Regions from separate parts of the Homo sapiens genome. Here region 2 is linked to region 1. The links are chromatin contacts, found by Hi-C or POLR2A ChIA-PET in ENCODE. All regions are on one chromosome and are shown on one strand. Each heading gives the region's core, a stretch centred on a gene start or an enhancer-like site at or near the end of the contact. The rest is flanking DNA. Distances are from core to core; before and after follow the strand shown. Region 1 overlaps PHACTR2 (phosphatase and actin regulator 2). Region 2 overlaps PHACTR2 (phosphatase and actin regulator 2).

The links. A loop is a pair of places that touch in the nucleus more often than their neighbours do. ChIA-PET counts read pairs that join two places held with the same protein, here RNA polymerase II (POLR2A). Pooled maps may share reads with other maps.
Region 2: a map of heart right ventricle shows a loop between it and region 1 (2.4-fold over the local background). The contact joins two enhancer-like sites. A Hi-C loop is called at or near these places in 26 of 168 maps with a recorded cell type or tissue (Caco-2, HepG2, IMR-90 and 14 more) and 14 of 50 pooled maps. POLR2A ChIA-PET finds 5 or more read pairs at or near these places in 4 of 52 experiments (CD4-positive, alpha-beta T cell, HepG2, WTC11 and 1 more).

The regions. Positions count from the first base shown.
Region 1 is chr6:143,743,136-143,747,752 of GRCh38, forward strand. The region is part of intron 2 of PHACTR2 (phosphatase and actin regulator 2); the gene reads left to right. Among named protein-coding and RNA genes, the nearest start is that of PHACTR2, 67 kb to the left of the region's middle. RefSeq lists enhancers at 895-1,564, 2,906-3,576, 3,577-4,246, 4,247-4,617. Within about 2 kb of position 1,939, at least 20 of the 41 ENCODE cell types and tissues checked have a DNase peak (open chromatin) inside an H3K27ac peak, as active enhancers do; they include heart right ventricle, where a contact is called at or near this core.
Region 2 is chr6:143,699,325-143,703,941 of GRCh38, forward strand. All of the region lies in intron 1 of PHACTR2 (phosphatase and actin regulator 2), which reads left to right. Among named protein-coding and RNA genes, the nearest start is that of PHACTR2, 24 kb to the left of the region's middle. Within about 2 kb of position 1,870, at least 4 of the 41 ENCODE cell types and tissues checked have a DNase peak (open chromatin) inside an H3K27ac peak, as active enhancers do; they include heart right ventricle, where a contact is called at or near this core.

The DNA of each region.
Region 1 (4,617 bases), core at 689-3,188:
TGTGAAGAGAACTTAACATTTTAGGGTAGATTTCACCCGAGAGGGATAGGGAAACAGTCTAAATTCTAGGAAGAAGGAACAATACATGAAGGAATGGAGCTGAAGAACCGCAGATGTTTAGGAAATGGCAAGAAGTAAAGTTTGACTTTAACACCAGGCTTGCAAAAAAGAGATGGAAGGAAAGTGATGGGAAAAATGGTTCGCTGGGACGGGTTGTAAAGCTTGGCTGCCGTTCCAAGTCCAGCTGGTTCCACAGACTGTAGAATTCTTTAGTAGGGGAGTGGCTGGAGCAGATAAACAAAAAAATCGCCAGACCCCTGAGTGTTTTTAGGTGGGGATGTTGGCTTTGTATCTCTGCTGTACATTCTTGGGATGTTTTGGAAGGTTTTTGCAAATGTCCTGTTGGGTGGCATTGAAGCGGTTGTTTCTTTAAATGACTTAGCTCTGCCTTAGTGAAGATCTTGTTAAAAGCAGACCATTTTCTGACATTCTGTTTTCTGCAACTGCTATTGAAGAGGGGCAAAGCCGAGCCAGGCTCTTGTAGAACACTTTCAACACAAGACAAGTGGTTTTGTGTGTTTCTGTCACAGTTTTACAGTGAGGCCATTCAGTACTCAGAACTGAGAAGATAGCATGGCACGCTTATTTAATAGTCTTCTATTTGCTCTTCTATTTTGTCCAGTCATTAAATGGTGTTAGAATTGAGAATTAGGACTCTCTTTCCTCGCCAAAGAAAAACACAAGTGACTTGTTGACTACAAGATTTACTCTCACAGATATTTCCAGAGTAATATGAAATCCCAGCCAAGTATCCGCAGAAAAAAGCCAGCGGCATATGCTCCAGCCTCTTTTCCTGAGTGCAGCTCCACAGCTACCTCTCCATGCCCAGAAGGACATCATAAATCATTTCTAATTTATGAGGAGCCCAGTCGTGTACTACACCCTGCTAGGTGCTGGTGTTTGTCGTCTACAGACTGTGAGCTCCCTTCTTCAGTGCATACAGAGACTTTTTCAGATCATCCATAGGACAGAAGGTTGAGAATTTTTTTCCCTAGGACTGGCCCAGCCAAGAATTAAGGAGGGAGAAGACAGAAGATTCTTGTCGCTCAGGGTTTTGCCACAAGCCTCACTTGCTTTTTCCCAAATTGAGGACTGGGAAGGGGCAGAAACAATACCATTCTCATGATTAGCTATTTTCTTTTATTCAACAAATACACATATTTTTTCAAAGCCAACAGCCTGCAAGTCAACGTTGGGGACACAGCAGTAAGCAAAACAGAATTTTGGTTCTCAATGAGATTATACTTACACATGTTAGGAGGTGACGATGGGTTTTGCAGGGAAAGAAGAGATAAAGTTGGGAAGGGGAATAGCCATTCTACATCAGGAGTTCAGGGAAGGGACTTCCACTAAGGTGACCTTTGAGCAGAGACTTGTGGGACAGGATGGAGTGAGTCTAGCAGTTGTCTGGGGATATGGCCTCCTGGGAAGGACAGAGGCCACCATGCAGGGCCCCAAGAAATTGAAGCCAAGAGCCAGAAAGAAGTGGTTAGGAGCCAGGCACGTGGGAGGCGGGACAGCCTAAGGGGCTGCGGTGAGTTCAGGGATTGTTGGAAGTAAGATGGGCAGCCATGGGAAGTTTTTGGAAGATTACCAGAGTATAAGCCTGAAGTCAGGAAAATACAGGGCAGTGTTTCCTTCACTTCCCAGAGAGAATTAGAGTGTGCGCTGCTGTTATCAGAATTGAACTGTCAAAACATCAATTAGCCCAATGCAGAGTGAAACAGAAATCATGGCTTTGTTTGATCTTGGTATAAAAAAAGCTCTTATGCTTTTCCAGTTGGGATAAAAGTGAGAGGCCATGAGTCATTTATTTACTCAACTGGCGATAATACTTTTCATGGAGACACCTTAGCTACTGTATTCAGCTACGACATTCAGCGACCTGTGCCCCACTAGCGTCTTCCCTGGCAGTATCTTGGTTGTGCTGTAGCTGTGGTGCATAGATTTCTGTGCATAGATTGGTGTAAGCTTCAAAGTCAAAGAGCAGCTGGTGGGATACTTGGGATCAGATTCGAGCAGGCTGCAATAACAGCAGGCTCTCAGTGATGACCTGGAGCCGACTGCTGCCGTTTTCTGCTCACAAACAACTGACTTTAGTCCGGAGCTACAGAGAGCTTGGGTTAGATTGATGCGCAGAAGTTACAGGGAGTGCGATTTGACTCCTTCTCTGGAATACCTTCCTCAAAATGAGGGTGATCGATACTGAAGTGGGTTGCGCCTTAAAGTGAGCATCTTCCCTCTGAATGATTTTAAGCAGGTGAGCACATCTCAGGAATATTCTGAGACAGCCCCTGCTTTGTGCGGTGTGTTGGACTAGAATGACCTCTCAGATTCATTGCAATGCAAACCCCCTCTGAGCCCATGAAAAAGTGTCCAGTGAATGTGCTCTGCAAACATGCAGGCACTATATAAACAAGAGGCAAATATTTTAAAAGGTGAAGAATGAGATACTTGTACTGCTGTGAGAGCGGTGGTTGGAATGTTGTGCCCCAGCAACATACTTTCCGTGCTCGGTCGCCTGCAGTTTGTTCTCATTGGCCCTGTACAGAGGTATCCGCATTGTGTGTTAAATACGCTCTCAGCGAAAGACCAAACAAATAGCCAACGGCATTTTCCTATCAGAGCCTGTTTATAGGAGGTAGAGCAAAAGAACAAAGCTGTTGGTTTTGATTCTTGGCAGGAAGCCAAGGCTGCTGCTTCAAAGCTCCAGAGTTTACAAGGAAGAAAGAGGGGGAATTTTTAGTTTACAAGGAAGAAAGGGGGAATTTTTAGCTGAGACTAAGTTAGAATTTAAGCAAAACTCAAAACTAAAACTAAAGAATCCTCCGGGATCCATAATGGAAAGGCAGAATAAGAAACCTGGTATGTTTCAGGCTATCGGATGATTTTTTAGTGCAAGAACGAACGTTTTAAAAGGTGCCCGAGCAGAGATTACAGACAGCCTCGATTAATGACACAGGATCACTCAGCATTTGAGCTGGATGAATTGTCCTTAGTGATCCTTGAATTGTGTCCCTTATTTTACAGATAATGGATTAGAGGCCCAGGAACTCAAAATGACTGCCCAGGGTCACTCAACAAGTTGTAGGAATTCAAGGACTAGAATCCAGGACTCCTGGCAGCCATTTTGTGTTTTGGGCAATTTTAAAGAAGCAGCAAACCAGTAAAAGTTTTGTTTCTTATGAGCAAAGGGCCGGTTAGGAAGACAGCCACCGTGATTGAATGCTGAATTGGCAGTGCATTTGGTTTGCGAGAATGTGGCCCGATCCCTAGGCCAGCGGCACTTGCTCTTGCAGTTGCCACCTTCATCCTTAAGTTTAGGGCAGAACAGCCGTGAATCTCTGGGCCTGTTCCCAGGAATGGAGGCCAAGACAACTGTTGGAGGAGGTCTACAGAGTCCCGCCACCCCTCAGAGCCCAGTCAAGCATGAATGGGCTTTTACAATCCGTAGGAGGCTGCAGTGGTCAAGGTCCTTCTAAAGCACCTGCAAAATCCCAGCAGTGTCCCACCTGTCACTGTGGGTGTTCTTTGGCTTCCTGCCGTTGATAAGAGTTCTCTCCTTTTTGACAAGAGGCCGAACAAATTGAAACTGTATTTAAATAACAACACTCTTTTTACATAATAGAACACCCAGTTTAAAAAAAAAAAAAAGACTCTTTGCCCGGTTAACTTTTTTCATTGAAATTACTAACCTTTAAGTGAGCTGTTGTTACTTGCTTCTGGAAGATACAGGAAGAATGGGGTCAGTGAGGAATCTAAAGGAAGGGAGGGAAGCCTTCTGTGTATGTCTCCTTTTTAACCCAAAGCTGTTCGTTGTCATTCTTTTGACCATTTATTCATTCATTCACTCATTTTCCTGTTTGTTTCTATTCTGATTCTATCCAAAAAAAGTTTGACAAAATGTGCAGTAAAGAGCTTATATATTGTACATAAAATATAAGTCAAGTCAGGTTTTAGAGAAGGAGGAAACAGAGATTCCATCCACGAATTGTCATATGAAATCTGTGTCAAATATCCAGTTTTACTCTGATCTTTCTAGCAACCAGGATTTAAAAAGGAATACACAATTTCTATTATCAGAAAGGAAAAAAAAATCCAGGTTCTTCAAGAGACTAAGCGTTGCTATTCTGTGGCACATGCAATTAGCAAACACTTAAGGAAGACTTTCATGCACTTACTACAAAGCTGGCTGCCCAGGGCGCATCCTCCCACCCTGTCTCCTATCAGTGTCCTTGCTTGAGGCCCTGGAGCCCCTGAGCAAACATGTTCTTAGTGTTATCACAAATGTCTTCTTAGTGTTATCACCTGCTCCCTTTGGATGTGTCAGAACCTGGTTTGGGGTAATGGCTTTAGTTTAGTTGAAACGATGTTGTCTAGAGCAGTTCCAGGATTTGCAGATAATGAGCCCAGGAGTAGGAATCGGGGAACGTCAGAAATCTCGTGCTACTGCAGCTGCATGTTGTCTACCAGTGTAGCTTTCCTGCTCTTCAAAGTGCCCTAGACTCCTTATCTGGCCCTTCGCTGCTGTATCAAAGTGCATTTTTGAACAGAAGG
Region 2 (4,617 bases), core at 620-3,119, 44 kb before region 1:
GCCCATGAACCTGCTTGAGTGTCCTTCACACTTTATGAACTTAAAACAAACAGCAAACAAAACCTTTTTCTTTACTTGTTCATTCTCAATGCCAAAGGAGTTCAACGTTCTTTATTGTGCAAAGCCCACTTGCTCCTAAATGTAATCATTCTCTAGGAGTTTACCCCTGGTCCTCAACAGCTGCTTTTGTTTAGAAGACTCCACCAAATAACTTCAACTCCAGCTTCTTGCTAGAGTGCCAGTAATGCATTTCTGACTGTCCGTTGGACATCTTCCCTTGAATGTTCTGCCAGCACCTGAAGTTCATGGTGCCTGAATACAAGCTAAAGGTCTCTCCTCCAAATCTTCTCTCTTCTTGACATCCAGCCATACCCTTGTAGAGGTTCAGGCCATGGAGTTCTCAGGCAGTTCCTCAGACTCCTCTCTTCTTTCTCCTCAGTGTCCCTCAGATCATCCATCATTTCCAGTCCCTTTTCGCTCCTTCTCTCCAAGTTCAGATGCCTGGGTTGCTGCAGTCATCTCTTAACTGAGCTATAAGGACGTAAATCTGGGAGCCTTGGGGACTCCGTATGACTAATTGACATAAATTCTTCTCCATGGGATGGATCTCCCAGCATCCTGTTTTCCATAGTACATGCCTGCAGGTTTCATGTCTGCCTTGGGGAGATTGTCCGGGATACTACATGTGGCCACGGTCTCTCCACAGATACCGGCCTTGGGGACCCTGTATGACTGCCAGGAGGCTCTTGGACATAGAGAGAACGTTAGTCACATTATATATATTCTCTGGGCTTTTATTTATCCACCAGCCTTTCGACTTAAATATATTGGTCTAGATTTAATGTGTTATTTTAATAATATTTGTGTTACATTCATCCTCAATGGGAATTTTTTCATAATTTTGTCTGAAACAAAATTTAGCCCCTTACTTAAAAACTGTGATATTTCAGCCAGGCGCGGTGGCTCATGCCTGTAAACCAAACACTTTGGGAGGCTGAGGTGGGCGGATCACTTGAGCTTAGGAGTTTGAGACTGGCCTGGCCAACATGGTGAAACCGCGTCTCTACTAAAAATACAGAAATTAGCAAGGCATGGTGGCATGCACCTGTAATCCCAGCTACTCGGGAGGCTGAGGCAAGAGAATCACTTGGACCCAGGAGCCGGAGGTTGCAGTGAGCTGAGATCTCACCACTGCACTCCATCTGGGTGACAGAACGAGACTCCATTGATTGGGGGCAGTGGGGAGGGGGGGCGAGAGGAGAACTGTGATATTTCAGTATATTTTATTTCACAAATTATATATAAGGTCTACCAGCTTCTCCCCTAAAGTTCTGTGCTGACGCACATTCCCAGCATGAACAGGGTGATCATTATCCTATCATGGATGAGTTGAAATTCTTTCACTTGGCAGATTGTCCATTGGGGATATATCAGCTTTTTCTTCCTTTTCACAAACACAGCACACACTCTACACACCATGACCTGCTCCACTTCAGACTCCGGGAGTTGTTGTATATGACTAACATCTACGGGGAACAAGATAGGTTGTTGGTTGATTCCTGTCACGTTTTTCCTCTCTGTAGCGACATCTTGCTATTCCTAAGCAGTCATCCTATCTGTTCATAGAGACAACCCTTCCCTTGTAGCGATAACAGTGGCATTCAAAACGTAAAATGCTTTTATTTACATTAAAATTGATTTTTCCATTAGCAAAGTGGCCCTTTGCCTACTCAATCAGAATTTCTGTAAACCCCAAATAAGAGCGACTTTATTTAATCTGTTAAATATCCTGTAGCAAGTCTAGGGGATGTTGTTCATGTCAGTGAATCAGGATGTCATGCAGCTGCACAAACATATTCGTTCTGCAGGCCTGTTGGCCACAAGTTTAAACTCTGGAATTCTCTGTCAGTGCTTGCAGGCAGATGGAAGTCTTTAGTAGCTTTTCCCTCTGGGAGTTTAAAAATAATGTCTGCCTCTGTTAAAAAAACAAGTTTAAAAATTGATAGTATCAAACTTCTAAAATTAATATTATGATAAATAAGGATTCTGTACAATCAAATTACTTTAGTCAGTATAAAGTATAGAGTACACTGCCTGCCGCCAGCGTGAAATTAACCGTGATGACACTGGGCATTGTTTTAGACAGCAAAACAGTACCTACCCTAACTCCTTGGATTAGCCCAATAAGTGGCTGGGAGTTGAATTGAGTTACTACTCATTAGGGTTTATCTCTTGCCTTATCTTAAAATAAAAATCCACTCCCACCCACTACCCTCCTCCCCATTTTTGTACAGGGAATACTTGGGAGGTAAACTCCCTGAGTTTAAATCCTGCTTACCAGCTGTGGGATCTTGCTAGTTGCTTGGTCTCTCAGCCTCAACTTCCTCATCTATAAAATGGGAATACTAATAGCAACTACTTCGCAGGGTTGTAGTAATGATGAAAGAGGCAGTATTGATAAAGCACTTAGAACAGGTCCTTTTTTTAGCATAATAAAATATCAAGTAATAGAATAGGTCTTAATGTGACCTACAAGACTGATACACTCAGCACAAAGCAATATGAAGTCATAGAATTTTTAAAGTTGGAAAGGAGCCTAGAGATCATTTAACCTAGTCTCCTAATTTCAGCAATGAAAAATTGGGATCCTAGCACAAGGTCACAGGGCTGATTAAGTAGCAGAGTTGGAACTAGGCTCCAACTCTCTTCTTGGCTTACAGTTTACCATCCCAGTTGGGTGGTCAAAACCCAGAACAATAACACAGATTTATTGCTTGTCCTGATTGTGCAATGTCTTCTTTGCTTTTTTTTTTTTTTTTTTTTTTGAGAAGGGATTGCAGTGGCATGATCTTGGCTCACTGCAACCTCCGCCTTCCTGGTTCAAGCGATCCTCCTGCCTCAGCCTCCAGAGTAGCTGGGACTACAGGTGCGCACCACGACAGCTAGCTAATTTTTTGTATTTTTAGTAGAGATGAGGTTTCACCATGTTGGCCGGGATGGTCTCGATCTCTTGACCTTGTGATCTGCCCGCCTCGTCCTCCCAAAGTGCTGGGATTACAGGCGTGAGCCACGGCACCCAGCCTGCTTTTTTGTTTTTTACAAATAGTCTTACTGCTATTTTAGAGCTACTAGGAGTGTTGCTGGTTCACCATGAGTTTAGCTATCATATGCCAATGGAGACAGCCTGGTATAGTGGGAAATAAGCCTGGATCAGGAATCAGGTGACCTAGACTCTTATCTCTTTCACTAGTTAACAATTTGGGAAGCCAGATAGCCTTCCTGGCTCCCAGTTTCCTTATATATAGGGCTTTAATATATAGCATAATGTGAAAGTACTAAACATGATAGTTGTCCCATGGTGGATAACACTGTAACCCAGTGCTTTTATAAATTACATTGCTCAGAACTACTGAGTGCTCTAATATGCATTGTAAGAATATATATACAACTTTTTTTTTTTTTTTTTTTTTTTTTTACAGAAAATAAACTACTGCTCTACCTTTAATCTTGCTTCGGTGAAATTCTAATTTATCATGGCTTCAGGGCAACATCAAAAGATGGTAGAGAAGTAGATTAGCTTTCCCAGAAACCAAGTAAGGGAAAAAAGTTTATAGATGAATCTCACAGACATTCAGTGAAAGAAATACAAAAGATTATATTGTGTAATTCCACTAAGTTAAAGTTCAAGAAGTGATAAAACAGGCCAGGGCACAGTGGCTAACACCTGTAATCCCAGCACTTTGGGAGGCCCAGGCAGGTGGATCACTTGAGTCCAGGAGTTTGAGACCAGCCTGGACAACATGGTAAAACCCTGTCTCTACAAAAAATTACTAAAAAAAAAAAAAAAAAAAAAGAACAGGTAACACAAATCAATGCTGCTGGAAGTCAAAATAGTGGTTATCTGGGGGAATAGAGGTGAGAGGGTGGTATTGATTTGGAAGAAGCATAAGGAGGATTTCTGGGGCTTTGGAATGATTGACACTTTGGTCTGAATGTGATTGTGAGTGCAATATCATTTACATTCTGTCTGTATGCCTCGAAAAAATCTTTTTGGAAAATCTCCATAGTATTAATTTTAATGACTGTGGGAACAACTGATCTTATCCCAACTGCCTTTAGATAACTTTGTAGTTTCTTTCAAGTGATGGGGGAATGGAAATTGGCAAATTGGGAGGCATGTATGAATAGCAGGGTTACGAGCAATCTTCCTCCAGAGCGACTAAAATCCTTTCAATACATTCTAATATAGTAATGTTTTCACATTCTGTTCTTTTTCTTTAAATTTAATTTCTTGCTTACATTCTGTTCTTTTACTCTTAGGGATTTAAAAAGATGATGGCAAAATAATTTTTCAAATACTTTTGCCATGATTATTACCTTAATGCCGATTATTTTTAAAGGAACCATCAGCTGATAAAAAGCAATTTTCTTCTGAGCCAAGATCTTTTCTAACTCTAAAATTCTATTATTTTCAGATTTTTAAGTGAGGGAATACATTTATATATAGAAAGTTCAAAAATAATCTAAAATTTTAGATTATTTAGATATTTAGATCGTTTCTTTAAAAATTTTTACATTTAACCATTTCACATGTTCAAGGACATGACTATAAATTTG